Regions from separate parts of the Homo sapiens genome. Here region 1 is linked to region 2. A link is an interaction called in ENCODE POLR2A ChIA-PET data of the cell type or tissue named here. Cell type or tissue: GM12878. All regions are shown on one strand.

The links. ChIA-PET counts read pairs that join two places held together with the same protein. Peaks named below come from ENCODE experiments on the same cell type or tissue, not always from the same donor. Only the 100,000 strongest peaks of a DNase experiment are listed, where the experiment ranks them.
Region 1: POLR2A ChIA-PET joins it to region 2 with 5 read pairs; 3 of 35 experiments call an interaction of 5 or more read pairs at or near these places.

What each region holds. Positions count from the first base shown.
Region 1 is chr6:63,216,747-63,221,746 of GRCh38, forward strand. No RefSeq gene overlaps it. Among named protein-coding and RNA genes, the nearest start is that of FKBP1C, 7.8 kb to the left of the region's middle. In GM12878, no CTCF peak of the experiment used is centred here; no DNase peak of the experiment used is centred here.
Region 2 is chr6:63,266,264-63,271,263 of GRCh38, forward strand. No RefSeq gene overlaps it. Among named protein-coding and RNA genes, the nearest start is that of LGSN, 51 kb to the right of the region's middle. RefSeq lists a silencer at 3,438-3,487. In GM12878, a CTCF peak has its summit at 3,386; a DNase peak (open chromatin) is centred at 2,438.

The DNA of each region.
Region 1 (5,000 bases), 50 kb before region 2:
TAAGCTCATTGAAAAAAAAAAAAAAATGACAAATGGATTTTATTGCTTTAATTTGCAAATATTTAATTACAAGTGAGCCTTACTTAGCATCTTTTTATGTTAGTAAAATAGTTGCATTTTTTAATGAAATAGCTATGCATGTCTTCTTTTTTATTGAAAGATAAGAGCTTCTTATATATTAAAGAATATGGACCTTTGCCAGTTGCCTTTAGATGTCATTCTTATTTTTCTTTGCAGATTTTTTTTAAATTTTGTGTAAGCACTTTTATCAATCTTTTTCTAATGTGTGTAGGTTTTGTCTTTCTCCATTTTTCTATTTTTTGATTACAAGATTATTTTATAAAATTATTTATTTTACTTTTCAATATATTGTTTTGATATTTGCTATTTTGGGAATGTCCATTAATTATCTGGATGTTTGGATTCTATTCACCCTATCTAGAAACTTCAGAAATATGACTCCCATATTATATAATTGATATATGTATCTAAATGTACAAGTATATATGAACAAATATACATATCTATGTGTCTTTGTCTGTTTGAGCTGCTATAACAAAAGTACCATACACAGGAGGCTTAAACCACAAACATTTATTTCTTACAGTTCTGAAGGCTGTAAAGTCCAAGAACAAGGTACTGATAGGTTTGCTGTCTGGTAAGCGCCTGGCTCATAGACAGTTGTCTTTTCCCTGTGTCCTCACAGTCCTCACATGGCAGCAAAAGGGCAAGAGAACTCTCTTGGGTCTTTTATTTATTTATTTATTTATTTATTTATTTATTTATTTAGGCAGGGTCTCACTTTGTCACTTTGTCACCCAGGCTAGAGTGCAGTGGCACAACCTTGGCTCACTGTAGCCTTGACTTCCTGGGTTTCTCCTGCCTCGACCCCTCAAGTAGCTGGGACTACAAGCCAAGTACCACCACACCCAACTAATTTTTGTATTTTTTGTAGAGACACAGTATTGCCGTGTTGCCCAGGCTGGTATCAAACTCCTGAGCTTAAGCAGTATGCCCACCTCAGCGACCCAAAGTGCTAAGATTACAGGCTTGAACCACAGCACTCAGCCTTGAGGTCTTCTTTTTAATAAGGGAACTAATCCCATTTATTAGGGCTTTACCATCATAATCTAATCACCTCCCAAAAGCCCTCCTTCTAAACCGTCATATTTAGGGTTAGAATTTCCATATAGAAATTTGGGGGTGGGAGACAAATATTTAGTTTATAGCACTGTGTATTCAGTCATTAGAAAAAGATTTTACTAATTGGCCAAATGTTATTCAGGTAATCTTCTGGGTCTAATTCGGATCTTTTAATATCTTAGAGCTACAATTTACTGCATATAAATAATTTGAATTACAGATACTATTAACCAAATGAAAATTTAATTCCTTACATTTTTCTTACATAACTCCTGACCACTGACCTTAGTGATCTAAAATATCACACATGGAAGTTGATCAAATAAAATAGGATTCAGTGATGCTTAAACCTTTCTACAGACCTTTATTCCTTATCCTTAAGTAAATGATTATTAGTGCAAATGCAGGCAATATAACTTAGTCATGACAAGAGACAGATGCTCAAGCCCACAGAAATTAAAATCAAAAACTTCAAATAGCTAAAATTTTATAGCCAGCCTTATTATTTATATTTCCCCAAAGTAACAATAAAACTGCTATGTTTCAGAAATCTTCAGAAAGATAGAGTTTATTCATATAAATGCATATTATATCCATTACTATAATACCAATAAAATATCAAATATCATTAATTTACAGCAAAAATCATAAGCCAAGACTTTATATCCTTTGTACTACGTAGTACAGAAATGTAAAAAAAAATCTTATATGCAGATTTGTACATGAAAGCAAATTTATATAACTATGGTAAATGTAACTAATTTTTAATCAGTATTAATGGTCTGCTGTTCAGAGAAGCCTATAAGTAATGAGAACTTTCAGCACATCCTGAAATTGAATATAATTGCTCAACGTGTTCTCTAGAGAATTTACCTGAGTTTGGAAACTCCGGAAACAACCATATTCATGTTATATTTATGCTGTTTCAAAAAGATTTTCTGTCCAGTAACGTAAAATGAACAGACTGCTAAACTCTCATTTGTTTTCCATATCCTCTCCCTGCTTTCTCTTCTACTTTCCCTGGTGAACAGATATTCATTTTTCAGATTCATATAACAATTTGAGCCCCAGCTATTTTGTAAGTTACAAAGACCCCGAGGCTTGAGTTGTGGTTGTGAATTTCTCACTGTAGTTGTGTCTCAAGCAGATGCTAGCCTAGCAGCTATCCACAGCCATTAAGAACATAAAGAAAAATATAGCAGCCAATGGCTATAGGGAAAAAAAAAACCTCATGATCAGCCAGCTGTTATACTTTGAATGCTGCTGAAATATGAGTACAGAAAGGACAATAAGAGGATTTCAAAACATTCACATACGTGTGTGGTGGAAAGATTTTTTATTTGAATCAATCGGGGAAGGGCTTGAAAGACTTGCCCCTAAGTTACAAAAACTGATATTTCAATTTCCTTGTGAATTGATTGAGATATGCCAAATTGGCCAAATCTTCAAATTACACTCTAAATTGCTGCATTTGTGGAAAGCTAGCCAAAATATTAGATGGAATAATGTTAAATATATTGTGTGTCATGTGTGATTCATTTTCCTACAATTATATCTTTATTGTTTCAATTAGTGCTTTTTTCCCAATTGATTCACATTTTTCTGATAATTGAATTGCTGAAGAAGAGGGATGTGTCACTGTCCAGCTTTTTTAAACTGTAAGAAATAATGTAATGTTTCTAAATTTGAAATATATCAGCCTTCCTAGATTAAAAGCTCCAAATATTTATGTTCACATTTTGACAATTCTCTGGTTTTGGTAATGTCTAAAATGACATCAAAATTCAATTTCATTCAAAACTTAGCCAACTATTTTATAGAATTTTTGAGATTGTTTTTGTCATCTTATGCAAACTGCTTGAGGAATATGACATATATCAACCTCCAATAATTTGTAAAATGTTATAAAATAATGATATCTTTTGTTTTTTAATCCATACAGATAAATCATTTATTTCAAGATCTCTCGTTTAAAAATATGCTGAGACTGCCTATGTAATTCATCAGGTCAACACTGGTTAACAAAATAAGTAGCAATTTGGTTAAATAACTGGCCAAAGAACACCTAGTTTGACTGAATAACTAAAATCTGGCTGCACATCATAGTGGTGAAACGAATTGAGAATTAAAGGACAAGATCTAAAGTCCTGGATAATTTGCAGCAATACAGTACAGCGATTTTCCACATTTTAAGAATCACTCGCTTTCTTAAGTGGTTTGCTGGGTTTTTTTAGCTGACTTTGTAATAAAATTATTTTCTTTTGCAATTAATTTTCTATAACATTATATTTAATTTTTTAATTCTTTTATTTTTTGAGACAGAGTCTTGCTCTATCACCCAGGCCAGAGTACAGTGGTACGATCTCGGCTCCTCCACCTCCTGGGTTCAAGCGATTCTCCTGCCTCGGCCTCCCTAGTAGTTGGGACTACAGGCGCCCACCACCACACTCAGCTAATTTTTAGAGACAGGGTTCACCATGGTGGCCAGGCTCGTCTTGAACTCCTGAGCTCCAGTGATCCGCCCAACTCGGCCTTCCAAAGTACTAGGATCACAGACTCAAGACACCGTGCCTGGCTAATTTTTTAATTCTTCATGATGATGCATCATGTTGGTTAACTGACTGCATCATTTTCCACCAGCCACTTAATTTCACTGAGCCACACTTGTCTCATTTGCTACTTGGAAGTTGAAGTTGAATGTAATTTTCTCTCAAATGGCTTTTAGTTCTAACATTGTGGCATTCTCTTCCTTTTTTGGATTTATATTTATGAAAATTTTGGTCTATGATCTAGCTATATTTATGAAAATTTTTGTTTTCCCATTTTTATCGTATTTGGTTTTTAAGATTATTTCACAAAGCAAATTCTGAAATTTTTCATCTTTTTTTATGAACTGCAATAATTTAAATGCTGTATAAAACAGTATAGAATTATACTATGCAATTTCCATCAAAGCTTTACTTTTACTTCTTTGAACTTCACAGTCAATCTAGTTTGAAAACAACAACAAAAAGTAACAATAGCCACAATATTGGCCCAGGACCCTCACAAACCTGAAAGCAATAAGTACCAAATTCTTCTACTTAGAAAATGTTTCCTCAGAATGCAATTACATATATATTTATACTTCCTTGGAAAGACTAACCATCACTTTAAATTTTTCCAGTGGGAACTAAAATAAGAACATAATTGTGCTATAAGGAAAACACACTCCAAAAACAGGAAGCTTAAATAAAATCTTAAAAATAGATCCTAAACTGAATCCATGTCTCAAAATACTAAAGATCCACATGAATCACTAAAATTACTAAAGAAATCAGCTTAGAAATGCTGTAGCCCCAATTATTTTGCATGCCAACTATTCAGCTGAAAATTCAGCTTTTGGATTAAATCAAGTATTGAATGGATAATTTATCCCCAATCATGAATTATATTAGGCCTAAAAATGACAGAAAACAAAGAGTAAACTTACTTGCGGAATTTATTTCTGTATTGTCATGGACAATAAAAAAACACTCGTAAAATAAAAGCAGATATTTTTTCTGAATTATTTGGTAGAATTTGAAGTATTTTTTTAAAAAATAAAAGCACTTATAAATGTTTTATTTCATTGATTGAAGGGAAATTTTATGAGATGTGAAAGGAAAGTTAAATATGAATTTTGTCTGCTTTTGCCACTGGCCCTGTACTGTGTCCTGTCATATGATTAGCAGCAGATAACAATGCTCTGTATGAACCATATCACAACTCATTCTGGCTTTATTGAATTACTTTTCCACCACAGTCAAGTTGGATCTCACTTCAAGGGTTGCTTCAATTTCAAGATTTCTGCATACACATTTCTATATGACTATAAA
Region 2 (5,000 bases):
CTGCTAGTGACTATCTTCATTTGCCCACATTTTATTTCCTATTTAGAAAAGTCTATTCATCATTATTTGAACTACAAAACTAAATAAGATAGCATAAAATAGATTATTATTTGAGGAGTGATATTTTAAATATTCAGGAAAAAAGTATACTGTGGGAAGATTGTCAAATTTGAAAATTATATAAAAGAAGCCATAAAGTGTATAAAATTTTATGCTATTTATTGGTCTAAATACCATAACTAATTTATAATATGTTTCCTAAATTTATAGATATTTTTCATTGGGAAAGAGTTATTGTTTAAAAGATTATAAATCTGTTACTCATTAGAATAGGCTTACTTTTCTTGAAATTTAATAAAATAAGCTCTTTTCAGAAGAAACTCAGTGTCAAACTTTTTTTATGTATGTTGGGGTTTTGTCCTTTTTATAAAGTATTCAAATCTGTCTTTTTCTTAACTCTGCATATTTCTTCTCTAACTTGTAAATGTGTGCTTAGCAGTAAGAAAATGAGTGAATAACCCTGTATTTCAGTCCTCTCTATTCAAGAAATACATTGTGATTTAGTGTGCTAGAAAGATTCTTTTGAACTTTATAGACAGATACAAATCTGTAAGATATCTTCCAGAAAGTTTCATTTTTGAATGTCCTCTTTTTCTTAAATGTATATAGAATTTAACTGTGAAGAATGATGTTTGAGGGACTGCTTGAATCTGATATATCATTATATTTTCTGTCAGTCAAAAACTAAATACCTCGGCAGTCTATTAAAAGTAATGAAGTAAATTATTTTTAAAAAATCACACACACTCAAAAAAAATAGTGCTCCTTTATCCTATCCAAAGCAATGAGAATTATTGAGAATGGAGAGAAGGAAACAAGCCAAGAGGCCAAAACACATTGAGATTAAAAGCCTGAAACTAGTCCCACATTTGCTTCCTCCTCTCCCCCCAGCGCGCACAGCATGTCTGCCCCCAAGGGAATTCCTTTTTTTAAGCTGTAGCCCCCAACTAAAGAGGTCTCAAACTGTGTGGGCGTGGTAAAGAGAAATACATGTCTTCTCTCGTCACAAAAGATTAAAAATTCTGAAGGTCATTTGCAAATACTTAATTCCTGCTTCCTTCTCCAACTGGAATAGTTAAAAAAACAAACAAAAAAAATTTTTTTTTAATTTAAATGCATGCTTAACAAATATCAGGTACTATTTTAGTAGTTCTGCATGCATTAACTGATTTAATCCTCACGTTGACTTTCGAAGTTTTATTGCGACCCTCATTTTACCAATGCAGAAGCTGAGCACAGAAGGTTAAAAAAAAAAAAAAAAAAACTACCCAAAGACTCAAGAGATAGTAAGTGGTAGAGCTGAGCCTCCAACAAAACTACCCAAAGACTCAAGAGATAATAAGTGGTAGAGCTGAGCCTCAAACTCAGATAGTCTAATTCCAGAGACTACACCATGTAAGACTCCACACTCAACTTCCCCAATAAGCCTAGTGACTATACTTTTTCAGGTTGTACAGTTGTTTGTGTTTCTTTGTAGAGATTTAGATCTATTACAGATAAATACATTATTTCCTTCTATCCCATTACTCTCTCTGTGTGTGTGTGTGTGTGTGTGTGTGTGAATCTGATGTGAATAATGCATTTCAGAATTCTTTACAGTACTGTGGGCAAATGCAATGTGTAAAATGTCCTTTCCTGTTGTAAGTACATATCCTGAAATAGCTGTTTCTGTCCTATGAAAATCTGCACTTATTATTAACAAGAATAAAGAGGTGTTGCATAACTCCAACTAGTATCAAACAAAAACCATGTGATCTCTTGACATTGCAAGAATTTTCCCTCTTGGGAATATCAGATAGCTCAAAAAGGTTAAACGTGCTGCCAAAATTATATTCTTAAAAATATCCCAAACCATATAAGACAGAAGCCATTCAATCAGAAACTATTCTGTATGGAATCTCTCTCCTTCCTAAAAGAAATAAGTGATGAAGTGAAATGAGATCATTCACATGTCAAGAAGGTATTAACTGTCTTAGCTGCAATCTTGATTAATAGTCATCACATTGGACCTAATAGCACAGTGGATAACATACTTTTTTAAGCATGTAAAAGCCTTCCTCAGATATTAAGAAGATATTCTAGGTATGAGAACAGCTGTTTGGCTTCTGTAGCAGTTTAGAATAGCAAATGTTAGCTCCAAGGGCACACGAAACTATAAGCATAGAAGTGGCATCTTGAAAGCAGCAAAAACCTCTGTGGATTTTTTTTCCCCTCAGATTCAGGGCTTATGGAAACCTCTGTGAACTACTGGACAGGTCTTGATCTTGCAGAACAGTGCTTCTCAAACTTAAGCATTCAGAGAATATGCCTAGAGCCCTTGTGAAAATACACATTTCTGAGCCTGTCAGTTTGCATTTCTAAAAAGCTCAGAGCTAATGCTTCTGCTGCTACAAGGACCCCAGTTTAAGTCACTTTGAACAGTGCTATTTCAGGGCATCCTGTAACCACTGTGAATCCTGAAACTGCCTCACTTTTTTCACTATTCTATTCTTTTCTCTCATACCAGTGAGACAGAGAAACAGCTCTGGCAACCATAAGGTCACTGTGCAGCATAGGGCTTCTCTAACTGGGAACGTGAGCATGAATATCAAGTATTTCTGAAACGGGGGAACCATTCTATCCCACCTTCTCCATGAGCTTCAATGAGGCAGGTGGCCTTGCCAATTGAATTCTTGGTTGTTGTTTCATTCTATGAAGAGAAGCCATGAGGATTTGTAGTACATGTAGGGTCTAATTCAAATGCTCTTTGCAGATTTCAGTCAAGACATTTCTTTATTCTCCACTTGGCTTTAGGCTTCTGTTAATCTAACCCATAGCATAGTTTTCAGTTGAAGTGTTGAGTAGTTAAATCATACAATCACTCAGTGTCACATCTTAAGAGGGATGTCCAAAGAAGCTTAATATAATACATTTGTGAAGCTTCTTAGCAATAGGATCTGACTTTGTATGTAGTATTTTTATGTAAAAAAAAAAAAGGAAAACAATTAGTGTAACAGATTTGTTGTTATAGGTAAAAAGGACATGCTCATTTAATGGATGGGGGAATTGTGGCTCTAAAAATTAGAATACTTTTTCAAGAACGTGTGTCAAGAACATTGAGAGACAGACAGCAGGCCTGCTGTGTGCCACAGTATGTGGAATGATGTGAAGCTGTAGCTGAAGCAAGCTGCCAAGCGGGCCTCCTAGGTCCATCATTGGATAAAGGACACAACTGAGGCTAGAACACCTACAGTGCCAGAAAGAATTGAAGTAGCACTGAGATGGCAGAAGAGAGGGAACTCGAGGATGCCCTCACCATGTGAAGAGAAGAGACTGCATGTCTCACTAGCCCTCCTAGCCTGAAACAATAGGCGGCAGCAGATGACTAATTACCAGGTGTGAGAAGGGACTTCTTCTAGAGGGAGGCCAGTGAAGACTCTAAAAATAGTAAAGAACCAATATGTAGATTTTTAGGCCAACAGAGTGAGGAAGAGGTGATAAATTAAACACCGATGTGTTGACTTTGAAATACCTGTGGGACATTTGAGTGGATGTACACTTTGAGAAACTAACTTGACAATCATTCGCTTATAAGTAAAAATTGAAGGTATAGGCTTTACTGTCAGCATCATTGGGTTTTTATGCCATCCCACCAGGACTTCCTTTGCCTGACCCATCCGTGTTATAATAGAGAGAAAAGCCATGTTCACACAATGTGACATGTCCCTTCCAGGCCACAGTTCACTGGATGAGGAGTCAGTGCATTGCCCACATTAAACTAATGAATTTAGAGTTTGGACTAGAATAGACTAGCTTCAAACAGGTTGCTTGTTCAACATAAAAGATGTAAATTTGGGAAGTTGTTTCAGCAGCCATTTGCCATCATGTCGAGAAAGAAACAGAGAAAGCCAGTCTAAAGCAGGAGTGAAAGGATGATGCTGGCATGAGGAGAAACACAACAGAGGTAAGAACAGATAGAAAAGATGTCCTGGGTTATCTACAGTGCTTCAGTTTCAGGTTAGATTCATTCCTAACACCTAGACACATTGAAGGTCTTAGAGTCCATGAGGCACTCTTCTATCTCAACCAAAAAAATTCCTTATTTTGTTTAATCAGGTTCAGTTTGATTTCCATTACTTTAAACCAAGAGTCTTGGCCAGGCACAGTGGCTCATGCCTGTAATCCCAGCACTTTGGGAGGCTGAGGCGGGTGGATCACTTGAGGCCAGGAGTTCAAGACCAGACTGGCCAACATGATGAAACCCTGTCTCTACTAAAAATACAAAAATTAGCCAGGCATGGTGGTGCGTGCCTGCCATCCCAGCTACTTGGTAGACTGAGGCAGGAGATTCATTTGAACCTGGGAGGCAGAGATTGCAGTGAGCCAAGATCGTGTCAGCCTGGGTGACAGAATGAGACTGTGTCTCAAAAATAAATAAATAAACAAATAAATAAATAAATGTCTTAATCCATGGAAAATAATAGTAATAATAAATAAGATGTTGTGGAGACAATTTTTAGAGGGAAGAAAGGACCAAGAATGGAAGGATCTTGAATAATATTCAACATCGAATTTCAGGCAGAAAAGAGGAATTCACAAGACATTGAAAAGCTGAGAAGTGGCCAGAGAAAGAACATCTAGAACCTCTAGTGCCTTTCAAGTCAAAAGAAAACCATTTTGACAAAGAGGTAGAGGTCAGCAATTTCAAATTCTGTTTACTCGTCATAAAACATGAATGAGAAATGTCCCCTGTATTTAACAAGTGGAAGGTTATGATTAACCTTGGTGAGAACAGTTGAAGGGGACTGGTGGAGGTAGAAACGAAAATATTTGGGGGCAGTGATGGGAAGCTATGAGGAGTAAATAGAGGAAGTAGAAAGAGCAAGGACATGTAACTTAATCAATAAATTTGATTTTAAAGACAAGGACAGAAGTGAGAAGGGTACTTCGGATTAATAGAT